2 separate regions of the Homo sapiens genome follow, and region 1 is linked to region 2. A link is an interaction called in ENCODE POLR2A ChIA-PET data of the cell type or tissue named here. Cell type or tissue: HepG2. All regions are shown on one strand. Each heading gives the region's core, and the rest is flanking DNA. Links, peaks and the distances in the headings are about the cores only. Region 1 overlaps UROC1 (urocanate hydratase 1). Region 2 overlaps SLC12A8 (solute carrier family 12 member 8).

Region 1 (4,388 bases), core at 68-4,067, 1.3 Mb after region 2:
CAGCTGTCACTTACCACTGCAGCAGCAGACAGCAGGTTGGCATGCAGGGGCCAGGGAAGTAGCTTGCTCCCTGGCATGGCTTGGTATGGAGCCCAGAGGGGGTCTGGGGTCTGTGTGCAGCTGGAAGCCACCAGAGCCCTCCCTGTCCTTCAAGAGGGAAGGTGCTGGATGGGGAAAGGGTGATGCCAGGGCCCTGTGGCCCGCTCTTAAGATGTGTGCACAGATCCATGCAGCAGGGTGCTTTCATGGAGATGTGGGGACAGACGATTCGTCCCTACACACTCTGTCCTGTCTCTCTCACTATCTCTGTCTTTCTCTCTTTCTCTGTCTCTTACTCTCTCTATCTCTCTCTTTCTCTGTCTCTTCCTCTCTGTATCTCTTTCTTTCTCTGTCTCTTCCTCTCTCTCTGTCTCTCTCTGTGACTCTCTGTCTGTCTCTGCCCCTCTCTGTAACACTCTCCCCTCTCTGTCTCTGTCCTTCTGTCTCTGCCCCTCTCTGTAACACTCTCCCCTCTCTGTCTCTGTCTTTCTGTCTCTGCCCCTCTCTGTAACACTCTCCCCTCTCTGTCTCTGCCATGGAAGGATGCAGTGAGAAGTTGGCCTCACCAGGAATTACGCCAGCTGGCACCTGGTCTTGGGCTTCCAGCCTGCAAATGTGTTTCATTTCTGTTGTTTGGGCCCCAGTGCCAGACATTATGTGGCAGCCGCCCTAGCTGACCAACCTGGTTGCTGTGTTTCCAGGCCCCACATCTTGGTTCTGGCAGGACGAAGGGGCGAAGGCAAAAAGCAACCCCGCTGGATCTGTCCATTTTATTAGAAAAACGACGGCTCTCAAGAAGCCCTGCCCCACAGACCCCACCCTCATCTCGTGGGCCAGGACTAGGCCAACAGTCCCTCCTAACAGCAAGGAAGGCTGGAGAATCAGGTGGTTTTATTTACCCTATATTGCTGCCCACACAAAACTAGGCTTTTGTTCACAAGGGAAAGGGGAGAATGGCTGCTGGGGAGGAGATGCGGAGTGCAGGGAGGGTGGGGACCAAGAACCCGGCTTGGTCCTGGAGAGGGCAGTGGCCTGCCCCTCTCCAATCCACCGACATGTGGGGTGTCTGGTTTTCTGTGGCCCTCAGAGGCCCACCCACAGACTCTTTCTCATTTCTCTGTTTAGGATGAGTTATCTGTTGGTCTGTTGCACGCCCAGCTAAGAGAATGAGATTCATGAGCCCTGGCCCTGACAGAGGCCACTTCCCCCATCCCGGTGACCTCTCACGAGGCTCTGGACCCAGTCATTACCGGGCTATGGGATTGGGGAAGGGGTGCCAGACTCCAGCCTCAGGGGCCAGCAAAGGGTCCCCTTTGCTGTACCCCTCAGGCTGTGCTGGCCTAGGGGGGTGCCCCTGCTCTCTCATTTCTTCCCCAGTAAGTGATCATTTATCCTTAGGGCAGACCCGGCCTGCCCGTCCCACCAGCCCACAGTGCAGCACACAGCTCTGTTGACCCTTTATTTCCTGGTCTATCCTCCTTCCCGAACTCCTCCAGGCCAGCAGCCCAGGGTGCCAGGGTCCAGAAGTTGCTTGCACAGACAGCAGATGGGCAGCAGACAGACAGAGTTGCATGGAGGCTGGCAGGTGGCCAGGAAGCAGAGGGTGTGATCATCCCAGCCGGAGAGAGCTTGACCAGTGTTCACCGCAGGGCCCCCGGGCAGGCTTGGGACTTGGCCCTAAATGGACTTTGACAGCCTTCAGGGCTCCCATGCAAGTGGCATGGTTGTGGACAGAGAGCTGCATGTCTCTGGGCCTCAGGGGGCTGTCTGTAAAATGAGGCTGTGGTGGCACCCTGCACAGGGCACCATAAGGGCCACGTGAGGATGTGCGAGAAGTGCAGGTAGTGCGGGTGTGCAGGAAGGGTGTGTGCCATGGCTGGGCAGGTGAGGATCGCCAGGGAGGAAGGGAGGCAGGGGCCGCGACTCCTGGCTCCCTCAGAGCTGCAGGGCCTGCTGGAGCACCCGCTCGTCCTCCACCTTGTGAGGCAGTGTCACCACCAAGGTGCTGTTCTCCTGCATGGTCTGGCAGATGATCTCATAGGCCTTCTGGTTCCCTGACCAGCAGCGCCGGGCCACCTAGGGCAAGGAGGGGGATAGCAGTCCATGTCAACATAACCGGGCTCCCCACGTGAGTCTTGGCTCCCACACTTGGGGCCTCTCTGCTTCGGGACCTCTGAGGCTGTCCGTGGGGACAGCTGCCCTTTTGTGTCTGCCCCATTTCCACCCCCAGCTTAGGCTCCCTGTCTCTGGCCCTCCTCTGGGATCTGAAACTGGCGGTCATCACACTCAGTCCTGCTCCCCCAGCTCCAAGAATGGCCTTGCCTCCTGAGTCCTCCGCAGCACCTCCCTCCCTTCTAGAATCCACCTCAGCCTGAGCTCTACCTTCACAATGTCCCTGCAGTCCTCTTTCTTCCCTCCACCTGGTCTCCCCTGGATGATGCCACGCCTCCTCCCCCATTCCCCTCTGCCATTCTTGCCACCCCCGCCTCCGCCTTCCACACAGTCACCACACCTGCCCCCAACCCACTTTTCCATGCCACAGCCGGGGCATCTCCTAGAACAAAACCTCTTGCTCTGGGATGAAGACCTCCATCCCCAGCTCCGCCAGAAGCCCTGCAGCTCCCGGTGAGATGGGGTGAGTCTCCTGCCAGCACCCTCTCTGTCCTCATGCTCACGCTCCGGGCCCAGCCCAGGGGCTTTCAGTCACCCAAGCTGTCTGAACTCCCGCCTTTGCTCCAAGCCTCCCCTCATTCTCTGGGTCCCACCTGTCTCCCCATCATCACCTGACCTGACCTCCATTTGAGCTGATTCCCCCTTCCTGGCTGCTGTGCTGTGGTCATGAGAGGAATCCGGCCCCCATCCCCACACCCAGGAGATGCTGTATGACAGCAAACGTGGATGGGGATCACCCAGCTGAAGGCCCTGCCTTCAGGAGGTGGCAAGGACTGGGCTGACTTACACCATTGGAGACATCCCAGCTGAGCATCAGCCTGGCTCTCCCCTCGGCCTCCGGGGTACCGTCCAGCACGAGGCCGAATCCCCCGTTGATCACCTCACCCCTGCAGGAGGCAGAGGAGTTTCCAGTTCATTCCTGGGGCCCAACACTGCACAGAGCAGGCAGAAGCCCATGTTTTGGAAGCATTGGCTTGAGACGGCGTCAGGGTTGGGGCCGCCACACCGCCAGCCTCTGCAACCTGGTGGATGCAGGAGTCGTGCAGGCAAGCACAGCTGGGAGCAGCGTGGTTACCTGCCACCTCTCTGCCCACTTGTGCCCCCTGTGCTGGGCCTGTCGGCCTCGTGCCCACTTCCACCACCCATTGGAGGTCATCCCTTGATGGAAACCTCCTGGGTACCCCCAGTGGGCTATAGCTGCCCCCTCCCTGCATTCTCAGAGTGCTGCCCTATAAAGCACACTCCCCTTGGTGTGTCTTGTATTACTCAATTCAGTCATCACTCTTTCTGGTTTTATCTTTAAAAAAAATATTTTTTTAGAGATGGTATCTCACTATGCTGCCCAGGATGACCATGAAATCCTGGCCTGAAGCAATCCTCTTGCTTCGACCTCCCAAAATGCTGGGATTATAGGCATGGGCCACTGTGCCCCCACCTGATTTTATCCTTATGATCTTTATCTTCCTTATCTCTTCTTTCTGCTTGCCTCAAGTGTATGGGGGGTCCTTCTGATTATTTGATCTGAAGGCTAAGTTCCTTTATTTTCAATATTTCTGGTTTTCTAATTAATGCATTTCTCTCCTTCTAACAGTTTTTGATATGTTCTTGGTTTCATTTGTTTCCTAGTAGATGAGTTGAACTTCATTAACTGTGTTGAAGCTCTGCTGCTGCTTCCATGCATGTGCACTGGAGCTGTTCCCCATCAGCCTGGGATGACCTTCCCCATCCTCAGCCATTCACCTACGAGCTGCTGCCCTTGAAGCATCCAGCCTTGGCTCCTGCTCAGTCTTCTCAGCTTTCAGTTACACAAGAAGCACCCTTAATTTTGTAAACGCCTGTCGTTGTGTTGTTGCAAATGTGTCCCTCCTGCCTCTTATTCCTCACTTGCAGTATATCTGTTCCTTTTTCTTCCAGCATGCAAAATGTGCATCTAGTTTCCCTTGTCTCAAATCCTTCAGGCCCATCCAGCTTTCCCTGCTTCTCTGCCCAGCCTGAATCCTACTGACCACAACCTCAGCCAGTTCTCACCAGGAAGCCAGTGAGAGGTGCCCTGTGCCCCTTGCAGCCACCTACACTCCCCATTCCTGGTCCCAGAAGCTGCACCCCTCCTGCAAGTGAGCCAGCTGTGCTGCCTACCACCCTGCACTTGCATCCCTGCACCTGGGCAGTCCATGGCC
Region 2 (4,388 bases), core at 238-4,237:
AGCTGGGGGATGTTAGTGGGATAACTGGTAAAATTTTAATGTAGAGCTACAGATTAGACAATAGGATTTTTTTTTTTTTTTGAGATGGAGTCTCGCTCTATCACCCAGGCTGGAGTGCAGTGGCGTGATCTCGGCTCACTGCAAGCTCCACCTCTCGAGTTCATGCCATTCCCCTGCCTCAGCCTCCCCAGTAGCTGAGACTACAGGCACCCGCCACCACGCCCGGCTAATTTTTTTGAATTTTTAGTAGAGATGGGGTTTCACCGTGTTAGCCAGGATGGTCTCGATCTCCTGACCTCGTGATCCACCCTCCTTGGCCTCCCAAAGTGCTGGGATTATAGGCGTGAGCCACCATGCCCGGCTGACAATAGGATTTTTCTATGTTAAATGTCCTGATCCTGAAAAAGATACTGTGGTTAGGTAAAAAAACATTCTTGTTCTTAGGAAATAGACACTGAAATATTTATGGATAAAAGGACATGATGTCTGCAAATTGTTTTTATATGGTTTAGAGAAAATATATACATATATATAGAGAAAATGGTCTAATGATAAAGCAAAAAGGCAAAGTGTTAACAAGTGGTCAATCTGAATCGACTGAGTCAAGAGTATGTGGGGTTTTTTATTGTATTATTACAACTTTTCTGTAAGTGTAAAATTTTGTCAAATAAATAAATAGGTTGCAAAACATTATGAATGTATTTAATACCATTGAACTGTACACATAAAAATAGTTAAGATGGTAGGCCTGGGGCAGTGGCTTATGCCTGTAATTCCAACACTTTAGGAAGCCAAGGCAGGAGGGCCACTTGAAGCCAGGAGTTTGAGACCAGCCTGGGCAACATAATCAAACCCCTTCTCTAGAAGAAGGAAAAAAAAAAAAAGGCCAGGTGTGGTGGCACATGCCTGTAGTCCCAGCTACTTGGAAGGCTGAGGTGGGAGGATCGCTTGAGCCCAGGAGTTCGAGGCTACAATGAACTATGCTCACGCCACTGCACTCCAGCCTGGGTGACAGAGCAAGACCTGGTCTCAAAAAAAAATAAAATAAAATACATTTTTATAACCAACTATAATAAACATGAAAATACAGTTCCAGAAAAAAATGGTATAAACCTTGACAATGTAAAAATAATAAAGCAACTATTAAAAAATGGAAATGAAATGAGAGAAATGGAAGGAAGTGTATGTGTGCCAACGTCCTATTTTTCATATGGGAAACAGGAAGTAAAATGATAACAAATTGGTAACCTAAGAAACTGAGGTATAAGAATATTATTTAAAGTTACAGTGAGAACAATTAGAAGACATGAAAACCAGAAGCCATTAGCAATGACTGCCACTGGGGAATAGAAGTGAAGGAAGAGGGAAGGAAGGCTTTTCATTTCATGTCATGCTGTATTGTGTGAATCCTTCTCACTTCATGCATGTAGTACTTCTATGATAAAAACCCTAGACCAGCCACAGTGGCTCACACCAGTAATCCCAGCACTTTGGGAGGCCCAGGCAGGCGGATCGCTTGAGTCCAGGAGTTTGAGACCAGCCTGGGAACATGGCGAAACCCCGTCTCTACTAAAAATACAAAAAATAAGCTGGGCATGGTGGTGTGCCCTTGTGGTCCTAGCTATTTAGGAGGCTGAGGAGGGAGGATCATCTGAGCCTGGGAGGTTAAGGCTCCAGTGAGCCATGATCGTGCCACTGTACTCCAGCTGGGAACAGAGCGAGACTCTGTCTCAAAGAAAAACAACAACAACAACAAGAACTAACTTATTTTATGTTTAAAGAAAAAATTACCACATTATTAGAAATATTTTAAAAACAGAATGGGTTTTTTGGCTGACCTGGCATTAGGGATACCATTTATGGCTATATGTCATTTTATTCAGTGGATGAATTCACCAAAAGATTCCTGTGATTTCAATCACATTTTAAAATGTATTGAATACATGGAATACTTAAAGATGGTGAATCCTTTTGTAAAATCAATGTCTACCTCAAAATTCTTTGTGTATCTCTAAGTTTTTAAATTTGTTTTTGCTTTGTGTTATTCTTTACTAATAACTACCTAAAATTAAAAAGGAAAGTGACTCAAAAGGAGTCATGGCTTTCGGTTTTAAGTTGAATTCTATGAACACGGAGACTCATGGTAGAGCAGGAACGCAACTATTTTTGGCTTAGTGAGGGTTGCTCAGCCACCATTGCCTCAAGTTAATCAGTAAGCTCCTAAAGCCTGTAACCAGGGACAGTGACCATGGATGTGATTTACCGGATATCTGCAAACTGGGAAAAGAACATGCTAGAATTTTTACACAGGTGAGTGGTTTTTACCACACTACCCTTTTTTCTTTCTTTCTGACTGTTCGTGTGGGGAAGAAGACATTCACACAACAAATCAAAAACAAACAGGCTGGACACGGTGGCTCACATTTGTAATCCCAGTGCTTTCAGAGGCTGAGGCGGGAAGATCACTTGAGGCCAGGCAAGGAGTTCATCACCAGCCTGGGAAACATAGTGAGACCCCATCTCTACAAAAAATTTAAAAATTTGCCAGACATGGTGGCATGTGCTGTGGTCCTAGCTACTTGGGAGGCTGAGGTGGGAGGATCCCTTGAGTCCCAGGAGTTTAAGGCTGCAGTGAGCTATGATCACATCACTGCACTCCAACCTGGGCAACAGAGTGAGACCCTGTCTCTAAAAACAAAAAACAAAAGGAATGTAAATAGGACCTTTCTCCCAAGCAGTGGTAAATGTTAAAGCATTATTGTATTAGAAATGCATCAAAGCCGGGTGAGGTGGCTGATACCTGTAATCCCAGTACTTTGGGAGGCCCATGGGAGGATTGCTTGAGCCCAAGAGTTCAAGACCAGCCTGGGCAAAATGGCAAAACCCTGCCTCTACAAAATATTTTTAAAATAACCAGGCATGGTGGCATGCACCTGTGGTCCCAGCTACTCAGGCCCAGGAGGTTGAGGCTGCAGTAAGCCATGATTGAAAAAAAAAAAAAAAAAAAAGAAGCATCAAAGCTTAAATAGGTACTACCTCTAAAGACTTTTCACGTCAAGCGCACCCACCCTTTGATTAAGGTGTTAAAATTCAGAAAGAAAAAATTTAGGAATTAGATTAAATTATACTTGATAATTATTGAAGAGCAAAAAGAGATACTGAATTGAATTATACTGAAGTATGTGTATTTCTTTTTAATTTAATTTTTTTTGAGATGGAGTCTCACTCTGTCACCCAGGCTGGAGTGCAGGGGTTTGATCTCAGCTCACTGCAACCTCCGCCTCCTGGGTTCAAGTGATTCTCCCACCTCAGCCTCCTGAGTAGCTGGGATTACAGGCACCTGCCTCCACACCCAGCTAAACTTTTTTGTATTTTTGTAGAGACGGTGTTTCACCATGGTGGCCAGGCTAGTCTCGAACTCCTGACTTGAGGTGATCTGCTCACCTCGGCCTCCCAAAGTGCTGGGATTACTGGCATGAGCCACCTCGCCCAGCCGTATGTGTATTTCTCTTAATCCTACTACAATTAATTGATAATGTTCTAGGAATATAGAACTATCTAATGTTTTAACTGTTATTCTGAAGAGATGTGTTTTGGCCAGAGAAAGTATAAAATGAATGAAAAGGTAAGCTAAAACTCAGTTACTCTCCCCTACAGGAAGCCAGGGTGTTCAATCAGGCCAGGCGGCCAGAGTAAAAGCACCACCTAATGGCACCTTATTCAAATTACAAGAATAGTACTTCAGAGGCATTACCATAGCATCTAGGCTTTCCTTGCAAACCCCAGACGATTAAATGATGGCAAATGCAGTATTTTGTCTATATCTGACCATGGATGAAATTTACCTTAAGGCAGTAAGAAGGTTTGAAGTTACCTAGTCCCTCTATTCATAGCTAGGCGGAATGTATTAACCATGTTTTTTTTTTTTTTTTTTTTAAATCTGTATCTAATGATGTTATGACAACTTAAAAATCTTGCTGACCAAGGACATGAAAAACCTCTACAATGAGAACTACGAAACACTGATGAAATAAATTAAAGAGGACACAAACAAATGGAAAGACATCCCATGCTTAGAATTATTAATGAGAAGCCGGGCACGGTGGCTCAGGCCTGTAATCCCAGTACTTTGGGAGGCCAAGGCGGGCGGATCACCTGAGGTCAGGAGTTTGAGACCAGCCTGCCCAACATGGTGAAACCCCGTCTCTACTAAAAACACAAAAATTAGCCAAGCGTGGTGGCAGGCACCTATAATCCCAGCTACTTGGGAGGCTGAGGCAGGAGAATCGCTTGAACCCAGGAGGTGAAGGTTGCAGTGAGCTGAGATCGCATCATTGCACTCTAGCCTGGGGGACAAGAGCGAGACTTCATCTCAAAAAAAAAAAAAA

The links. Peaks named below come from ENCODE experiments on the same cell type or tissue, not always from the same donor. Only the 100,000 strongest peaks of a DNase experiment are listed, where the experiment ranks them.
Region 1: POLR2A ChIA-PET joins it to region 2 with 5 read pairs; 2 of 35 experiments call an interaction of 5 or more read pairs at or near these places.

The regions. Positions count from the first base shown.
Region 1 is chr3:126,480,371-126,484,758 of GRCh38, forward strand. It overlaps UROC1 (urocanate hydratase 1), which reads right to left. Exons shown (of 20, transcript NM_144639.3): 19 at 2,999-3,098; 20 at 796-2,115. The coding sequence ends at 1,975. Among named protein-coding and RNA genes, the nearest start is that of ZXDC, 6.7 kb to the left of the region's middle. In HepG2, for the core only: no CTCF peak of the experiment used is centred there; a DNase peak (open chromatin) is centred at 1,631.
Region 2 is chr3:125,198,715-125,203,102 of GRCh38, forward strand. The region is part of intron 2 of SLC12A8 (solute carrier family 12 member 8); the gene reads right to left. Among named protein-coding and RNA genes, the nearest start is that of SLC12A8, 12 kb to the right of the region's middle. RefSeq lists an enhancer at 2,381-2,460. In HepG2, for the core only: a CTCF peak has its summit at 3,697; a DNase peak (open chromatin) is centred at 2,217; H3K4me3 peaks cover 377 bases.